Regions from separate parts of the Homo sapiens genome. Here all the other regions are linked to region 1. A link is a contact called in ENCODE Hi-C data. All regions are on one chromosome and are shown on one strand. Each heading gives the region's core, a stretch centred on a gene start or an enhancer-like site at or near the end of the contact. The rest is flanking DNA. Distances are from core to core; before and after follow the strand shown.

Region 1 (2,809 bases), core at 89-2,588:
ACACACTGAGGCTTAATCTCTGGTTTAGGCCACCGATCTGGACTAGCCCTGACTCCAGATTGGACCTGACCCCTTACCGGGTTGCTAATCCTTCTGGTTAAGCCTCTGGCCTCTATCCCCTATCCCCACGGTGGTGCTGACCTGGACTGAACCCCAATTCCAGTTTGAGTCTCTGAGCAGAGGTGAACTCAGAACTTTGCTAGGCTGAGCCCCCATTTGAGACTAGCCACAGAACTCACTGGGTTCAATTGCCCAACTGCAATCAGACATTTTCTAGCTCAGAAGCCACCAGCAGGTGGGGCCAGGTCTCAGCAGAGACATCAGTCCCAGTGTGGGCTCCCAAGGCTCTCCTCCTGGGCTCAGCTGTATCTCTCTGTTCTGGGAGCCTGGGTGCTCTGTGTAAGGGGAACGTATACCCAAGGGCCCCCCTGCAAGACGCCCAGCCTTGTCTGAGGCTGCAGAGAAAGCGCCAAAGCCCGGAGAGAATGGGAGTGGGAATCCCCAGTGCCTCCTCTCCTCTTTCATTCCAGCACCTCAAAGGGATTTACAAGGTGTGAACAGACTTTTATGGGAGAGGTGACAGACTTCCCTTCTCCAGGGCCCAGATGGCCCAGATGTCTGGGGGAGGGGCGGAGTCGGAATCTCAGGGGCAGTACTGAGAATGAAACCAGGTTAAACTGGAAAATGGGCAGATGCAGGCGCGAACTGGAAGGCAGCTGGGGAAAGGCCTGGGCCTGGCGCCCCAAGGACGGCCTGTCTTCAGTTTCCCAGCGGAGACTCTGGGGGAGGGAAGGCAGGATGCGGTGCGGGAGTTAATGGACCTGGCCTTGGCGAAGGCGCGTCCTGGGTTGGATCGAAACCCTCTCATCCGCCCTGTGGCCGGAGGGACCAGACCATTAGTGGGACGAACCTAGACGCCTGGAGCCGGGCCGGCTCGCAAGAACGGGGTGACCTCAGGTTGCCCCTGCAATGGGGTTGAGGAAGGACTTCTTGAGTTTGGGGTTTTAGTGTCTTGGCCCTTTAAGGAATAATTGCGGGGAAAGGGGAAAAGGAGATGGGAAGAACCGTTTGGAGCGGGGAAGGAAGATGAGAGGACGAGAGGGACCCCGGGGATTTGGAAAAAATGGGTGGGGGTTCTTTAAGGGGTCGGTCCAGCGGCGTCGAGTGGCAACGTTGCTTTAAAAGGGGGCGGAGCGTCCGTTGGGCCCCGCCCCCGAATCGCAGTGCTTGGGCTCCGCGCGGGTGGGGGCGTGGCAGAGCGTGCAGGGGGGCGGGGAAGAGTCTGGGGTGGGCGGGGCCGGGCGGGGCGGGGCGGGGCCAGGCGCACCGCCCTCGGCTGAGTCTCCCCGGGGAGGGCGGCGGGCGGCGGGCGGCGGGGACCGGGTGCGGTGGTGGCTGCGGCGGCGGCGGCGGGAGCAGCATGGATTGGGGCACTGAGCTGTGGGTAAGTCCAATCGGCCCGCCTCTAAGTTCCCCTTTGCTGGGGTCCAGGCACCCCCCTTTTGTCCCCAATGTATCTTAGAGGGGGCTCCGCGCCTTTCCCTTCCACCGACCCCTGGGTCCCCGCCCTCCACCCTCCGCTCTCTCTCGAAGTTTATCTGGGAGTCTCAGCACGCTCAGGGGCGAAGGGCGACTTTGCCGGACCGGAGTGGGGAAACTGAGGCACAGGGTTGCGAATGAGGCGGGCAGAAGGAATCCTGGGGCCAGGCCGGGGCGGCTGAGAGAGGTCACCTATTTTGGGCGCCCTGGCCGGGCAGGCGGCTTATCTTACGGCCCCTGGGTCCCTGCCCGTCGTCCGCCTGTCCGGCTAGGAGGGGGGAGGGGACCCTCTGGTCACCCTCATCCCCACCCACGTGGGACCTAGAAGTCCTGACCGCCCTTTCCCTCGCCTTTAATCAACACCTAGGGGCTGGGGACGCTCATGGAGGGGAAGGGGGATGCTAAGCTCGGCCTGATCCCCCTCCCTGGCTTCCCCCTGCTCACCCCAGGCCCAGGGCGGGACCGCCCCCTGGTCGCCTATAACCTCAGCCCTGGAAGCCCCAGAAATTTCCCCCTATCCTAGCCGGACCTCTGACCCCTCCCCTTGCTGGGGGCGGTGGAATCCCTGAGTTCTTAGTGCAGCGGGGGTAACCAGACTGCCACCCCCTCCTCCAATTCTGCGATTTCTTTTGGATGTGTAGTGGGGTCAGTGGGGTAAATTGAGTCACCCATCGGGGGATCCCTGGAAGCAGGGAGATTCAGGGAACCTGGTGCCTGCCCCCTGGCCACTCAGGGGCCCCCAGTCTGCCAGGAACCCTGCCCCTCTGGCCTTGACTCACGCCGGGCCGGCCGGATTTTCCGGAATCCGGGGGGATTAGGGGAGCCCGAGCTGGGGGAGTGGCCCTGTCCCCTTCCACGCCCCTCTTGGCGGTCCTATGTCGGAGACCTCCATCTCCCGGCCGGGGTGGCTGGGGCCTGGGCGCTGTTCTCCGGCCCTTCCCGGGAAGGGGAGGGGGTTCCCGCCAGTTTCCTGCCTCCCCCCGCGCCACGCCGGGGCGGCGCCGGGAAGCCACTCCTTCTAGGAGCGCAGAGCCTTGGCCCTCCCTGGGAGTCTGGTCGGCGGGCTGTGGGGTCCCAAAATCGTGACCCCGGCCCCTCTCCCCTCCTCCCCCACCATGTCCCATGTCAGGATCAGTTCGAGGTGCTCGAGCGCCACACGCAGTGGGGGCTGGACCTGTTGGACAGATATGTAAAGTTCGTGAAAGAACGCACCGAAGTGGAACAGGCTTACGCCAAACAACTGCGGTGAGACCCTGGGGTGGACGCTACG
Region 2 (2,778 bases), core at 260-2,759, 680 kb before region 1:
GACTCAGCCTGCTGTCTCCACCTGATACCATCTCTGCCTCCCCCTTCCTTCCGCTCCTGCTGCTACTATTTCAGTGAGCCCCTGCCTCCCTATCTCCTACCTGGAACCACCACATCCGCCTCCTAATTGGTCTCCCTGCTTCCAGCCTCTGCCCTCTCCCAGCCAATTTTCTTTCACATTGGGGTGATTCAAAAGATAACAATGTCTTCTCATTCCCTGGCTCAAAAAATCCTCCCAAGAATTTTCACCGCATAGACAGTGTGTGTGCTAAATCAAGGGATTAACTACCAAGGTGGGGGTTCCAGACCATTTCGATGTCGAAAAGGTCTGCTGTCTGTAGGATCCCTTCTTTAGAGGGTTGGAGCCTACCCTTCACACTTACAAGTCTGGCTGATCAAGACCTTGTCACCTGAAGACTGTCCGTAGGCAGGCAGAGAGCCCTGCCCCACAGAATGCATCCAAAGAAACGGAACATTTGGTTCCCTTCCTACTCCCGGCCCCGCCTCTGGATCTTACTGGGGAGTCGGCTGCAGCCGGGGGAAAAAGACTTTGCAACCTCCATTATTTATATAAATAAGAACAAATGCCAAGGGGAATGCCGAGTGGCTGGGAAGGAGGTATGACCACCCGGAGCAGAGGGAGGAGGCCAGGCTTCAGGTTCAAGTCCCAGGCTTGTCACTCGCTTACTGACTGTGGCAGTGGCCTTGGTTTCTTCATCTGAGAAAGGGGCTGGGAGGGGGAAGGGAATGATATAGCTGATGTGCCCACCCCGAGTGTGGATCCCAGCAGGTGCCTGATCAATGAAATATGTCCTAGGCAGGGGCGGGAGGATCCATTGAACCCAGGAGTTCGAGACCAGCCTGGGCAACATAGCGAGGCCCCATCTCTACAAACAAACAAACAAACAACAACAACAACAAACTGGGGGCCGGGGAAGGTGGCTGATGTCTGTAATTCCAGCACTTTGGGAGGTTGAGGCCAGAGGATTATTGAGGTCAGGAATTTGAGGTTGAAGTAAGCTGACTGCACTACTGCACTCCAGCCTGGGAGACAGAGGAAGACCCTGTCTCTAAAAAGAATAAACAAGTAACAAAACAAAACAATGAAAAACAACCAAAAAACCAAACTAGCCGAAAGAAAGAGGGACACAACCCCAAGGACAACAGCAGCGGCAGTAGCTGGTGGCCAGACCGAGCCCCAGACTGCGGGCAAAGCTGGTATACGTGGGGGCTGACTGACTCTGAGGAAGCCGTGACCACATCACCTCTGCTCTAGACACAACACACACGCAACTGAGGCTCAGAAAGGGCGAGCCATGAGCTGAAGGTCACAAAGCAGGAAGAGGCAGGCTAGACTGGAACTGGCTTTGGCTTGGGTTTGGCTAAGTCACTCCTTTAGGAGGAGGAAGCACATGTTTTTATGACTAGAGCCTCCGGAGCCACAGCTTCCCGACCTACGTGGAGCTTCCGTCTCTTTTCTGTATATAAATCGCTTCCCCAACCCCATGCCAAAGAGAACTCCAAATAACAACACAAGCTTAGCTTTTGCTTTAGAAGTTTCTAGAATTTAGTTGATGCTATTGGAGCTATCATGAACTGATACAGTCCCCGTGGGGAGTGACTGTATGAGCTCGAACTGGACTTGGACATTTCTCCAGCCCTCTGTGGTTCCAGTTGAGAAGTAAGTGCTCTTCATTCATTCTCAGTAACCAGGAGGAAAAGGTAAATCAGCGTGACTTAGAATGATCGTTCCCTCTGTCTATCCCCACAAGCAGTTCCCTGTGCGTTTAAAGCAGTGGGTTTTTCAGAATGTAAAGATCTGGGGGTCGCTCCCTGGCCAGTCGCGCATATTCAATATCTGCTCGTCCTTTCCCTCCCCTTCCAGAGACCAATGTCACCTGTCTGTCCTTTTCTGGTGCCTGGCCCTTGCTGGGGTCACCCACATCCCCTCCCGTGAGCTGCTGTGTCTCGTATCCCTCCTGTCCTGCCGCTCTCGCTCTTGCTCCTAGGCCGCCTTCTCCCTCATGCATCCAGCTACTTGGTTTGAAACTCTCCCCTGGCGCCTGCTCTGTGGGGAAAGCCGGGCTTCCTCTGATTCCGGATGGAGTGTTTAAATGAGATGTCCACACAACCCCCAAGGACCCTCTGATTCCAACGGAATTGGAGCCTACGCCTGCCAGACCCCCAGGCCTGAGCGCCAGCCCTTCACTGATCAGCTAGCCTCTGCCTGCAAGTCTAAGGTCTGCAGAATCGAGGGAGGCCAGCATGGCACACAGCGGTCCAGACTCGCAGTGACAAGGTGGCTGCAGTGCATGGAGGGCCACCGGAGGCTGGCACTGGTGTCTCCTGCACACAACGCAGGGAGGGTGAGGATGGGGTCCATGCACCTGCCAGGGTGGGGATGGACAAGACCCCTCCAGCAGGGCCAGGCAGGCTGGGCAGCCCTCTGTCCCTCAAAGTCCACCCGCCCATGACAGCTAAGATTAAAGTGACTGCTGCGTTGAAGAAGGAGGGAGGCAGAGAGACAGCAGCCAGCAGCTCCAAAGGGGATCCCAGGCAAGTGATGAGCAGTGGGGAAACCCTCTCTCCAGTCAGCTTGTCATGTCATACAGGCTTTCCTGACCTCAGCAATGCGGATATGAGGGGCAGGAATACACTCTGGGGTGGGGCCGTCCTGGGCACCGCAGGGTGCTGGGCAGCATCCCTGGCCTCCACCCACTCCATGCCAGGAAACCCCCCGACCCCTGTCTGACAGCCACAAATGTCTCCAGACATCGCC
Region 3 (2,752 bases), core at 20-2,519, 950 kb before region 1:
TCGGCCACCTTGAGCTCGCTGAGGCCCGGTGGGTACAGGGGCACCCCAGGTCGGGCCCCACTGCCCTGCAGCTCCTTGACGGGGAAGGCCAGGGGTTCGGGCCCAGGGAAGTGGCCGAGGTGACCCTGGAGGTGGCTGTAGGCGTCTGGGGGCAGTGTGGGCTCTGCAGGCAGCGTGATGAGTACAGGGGGCGGCTTGTTCTCCTTGGGGGGTGGGGGTGGCAGCGGGGCCGGGCCTTCCTCTAGGGGCGGTAGGGGCAGCTCCACGAAGGCGGCGGGCCCTGCGTCCCCCACAAAACCCAGAGCCTCTGGCCCGGGGCCCTCAGGCGGGAAGTAGGGCAAGAGAAACTGGGGCCCCCCGGGTGCCTGCTGGTAGTGGGGGTATGGAGGCAGCCCCGGGGCCTTGAGGTAGGGCTGAGGCTCCAGGAGGTAGCTGCCTGGGGCGGAGGGGACCCCCGCTGGCCCCCCGCTGCTTGCTGCCAGCTTATACAGGGCTGACTGGCCCAGGTCGGGGGTGGTCCACTCGATCCGATAGATGCGGGGGTCGAAGAAGCACCCGCATGGGGCCATCTGGAAACCTGTGGGCGGCAGGCGGGTGCCCTGAGAGCAGCTGCTGCCTGAGGGGCCCAGCCCAAGCCTGGGGGCCTGTTTGGGAGATGCCACAAGAACCTTGCCATTGGGGGGCCCCTTTGGGGGACGACATAGATATTGCTTTGGGGCCCTGGCTGGGTGATGGATGACACAGAGCTTGTCTTTGGGGCTCATCTGGGGGACCTGTGTGAAGCATGGGGAGCAGAGGCCATGCCTTCAGGCTCCCACTTAGGGACGGGGCAGGGGCAAGATGGGCCTGCACACTCAAACCCACTCCCAGCCTCGTCAAGGGCTCAGGGGAGGCCGGTACCTGCTGGTGGGGCTGGAAACACCTCTTTCTCTGGGTCTGGGGGATGATACAGGTTCAAGGAGCCTGTGGACAAAGGTGCCCAGGTGGGTAGGGCCCTTAGGCGGGTGGGCCCCTGAACCCTCTCCAGCAGGTGCTCCCACCCACCCGATCGTACCCATAGCGGGAGGAGGCTCGGCACAGGTGGGAGCAGGCTGGTTGCCCAGCACCTCAGCCCCCTCCAGACTCTGCGGGCTGAAACCTTCCTGGGGAGCTGCAGGGGCACAGAACGGTTTGGGGTGCTGCATGGGGCAGCGGGGGGCCCGGTCCAGACAGGCCAGGAGGGCGGCAGTGGGAGTGCAAGTGGCCCAACCGGAGAACAGGCTGAGAACCTGGTGGGGTTCTGTTTGCCTGGTTACTCGGGGCAGCGGGTTCCAGCCTGCAGCGCGCCCACTGGTTGGGGTTCTGGGTGTTGGGGGCAAGCAGGGGCAGACGTTGGCAGACATGGTCATCACCATGGGAGGGAGGATTCTGGGCCAGGCCTTTGCCTCTTCCAGCAACACCCCCCTAACAGCTTTGAGGCCGCCTCCTCCAGGCAGGCTGCCCTGATCCACACCCACACAGGCTGAGGCCCCCCGGGTCCTCAACCCGCTACCTTCTTGGGGGTCAAGGCCTCTCTGGGCACCAGCAGCACCCAGCTTGGGGCAGGGCCCATGGAGGCAGCTAAGAGGTTTGGGGAAGGTGGGGGCCGAGGAGGGGCTGCTTCAGGGTCACAGAAAGGCCTGGATTTTAAAAGAATAAAATTTATTGTACTCTCCTCGCCCCAGGGTGCCCCTGGGAAAGCCTGAGGCTACTTGTACGCGTTGGCCTTGTGCTTCGGCAAGAAGGCGAAGCTGGGGGGCACTGGCCCAAGGAGCATCTCGCTGTGGGAGAGCAGGTGGAAAGCGAGGTCAGGCCCAGGACCTGCAAAGTACCCTCCGTGACCCCGGGCCCCCGACTGCAGCTCCCCAACTCCAGCCCACCCAGGCACCTGATGCGGATCCAGTCGGCTGCCTTCTGGCTGGCCATCAGCGTCTCCAGGTAGTCGCGGCCCAGGTAGTAGGGCGGCCGCTCGTTGATCCTCTGTGGGAGCCGCTCCAGCAGCCCCACGGGCACGTACCTGCGGCGGGTGGGCGGGCAGGACAGGCTTGAGTCAGCTCTAACCAGCCGCGGCCCACGCGCCGCCCACCCCAGCCAGCCCCGGTGCCCACCGGCACAGGAAGGACAGCCACTCGAGCAGAAAGCGCCGGGTCTTCTCCACGCCCTGCGTGTCCGAGCCCCAGTGCTCCAGGCCGTAGTTGGTGAAGTCCCGCAGGATGTCCAGGCGCTCGGACGACGAGATGTCCCAGTGCCGCTGCTCCTTGATCTCCGTGAAGAGCCACGGCTTGAGCAGGGCGCCACTGTGGGACGGGTGACGATCAGTGGGCCCAGCCACCAGCCTGCCTGGGATCGTGTGGCCTCTGCTTCCATGGCCTGGCCTGAGCCGGAGCCCAGACCACAAAACCTACAAGCCTAGTAAGCCTCCCAGCTGCATGCACACAACCTTCAAAGCACAGGACTTTCTTTTGTTTTTTCTGAGACGGAGTCTGGCTCTGTCGCCCAGGCTGGGGTGCAGTGGTAAGATCTCGGCTCACTGTTCAACCTCCGTCTCCCAGGTTCAGGCAATTGTCCTGCCTCAGCCTCCCTAGTAGTTGGGATTACAGGCGTGTACCACTACACCTGGCTAATTTTTGTATTTTTAATAGAGATGTTTCACCATGTTGGTCAGGCTAGTCTTGAACCTCCGACCTCAAATGATCGGCGTGCCTTGGCCTCCCAAAGTGCTGGGATTACAGGC

The links. A loop is a pair of places that touch in the nucleus more often than their neighbours do. Pooled maps may share reads with other maps.
Region 2: a pooled map shows a loop between it and region 1 (2.9-fold over the local background). The contact joins the promoter of RFX2-AS1 here to the promoter of TRIP10 in region 1. A Hi-C loop is called at or near these places in 1 of 37 single-sample maps with no recorded cell type and 10 of 50 pooled maps.
Region 3: a loop to region 1 is called in a pooled map, with 2.9 times the contacts of the local background. The contact joins the promoter of PRR22 here to the promoter of TRIP10 in region 1. A Hi-C loop is called at or near these places in 1 of 168 maps with a recorded cell type or tissue (CD8-positive, alpha-beta T cell), 3 of 37 single-sample maps with no recorded cell type and 14 of 50 pooled maps.

The regions. Positions count from the first base shown.
Region 1 is chr19:6,738,342-6,741,150 of GRCh38, forward strand. It overlaps TRIP10 (thyroid hormone receptor interactor 10), which reads left to right and starts at 1,339. Exons shown (of 15, transcript NM_001288962.2): 1 at 1,339-1,444; 2 at 2,669-2,784. The coding sequence starts at 1,421. RefSeq lists enhancers at 1-664, 744-833, 854-983, 1,433-2,200 and silencers at 1,184-1,463, 1,504-1,593.
Region 2 is chr19:6,061,089-6,063,866 of GRCh38, forward strand. RFX2-AS1 (RFX2 antisense RNA 1) reads left to right here and starts at 1,510. Exons shown (of 2, transcript NR_199041.1): 1 at 1,510-1,680. The region is part of intron 1 of RFX2 (regulatory factor X2); the gene reads right to left.
Region 3 is chr19:5,783,477-5,786,228 of GRCh38, forward strand. PRR22 (proline rich 22) reads right to left here and starts at 1,270. Exons shown (of 3, transcript NM_001134316.2): 1 at 1,055-1,270; 2 at 901-963; 3 at 1-577. The coding sequence starts at 1,184. DUS3L (dihydrouridine synthase 3 like) reads right to left here. Exons shown (of 13, transcript NM_020175.3): 11 at 2,127-2,315; 12 at 1,907-2,035; 13 at 1,664-1,799. The coding sequence ends at 1,727.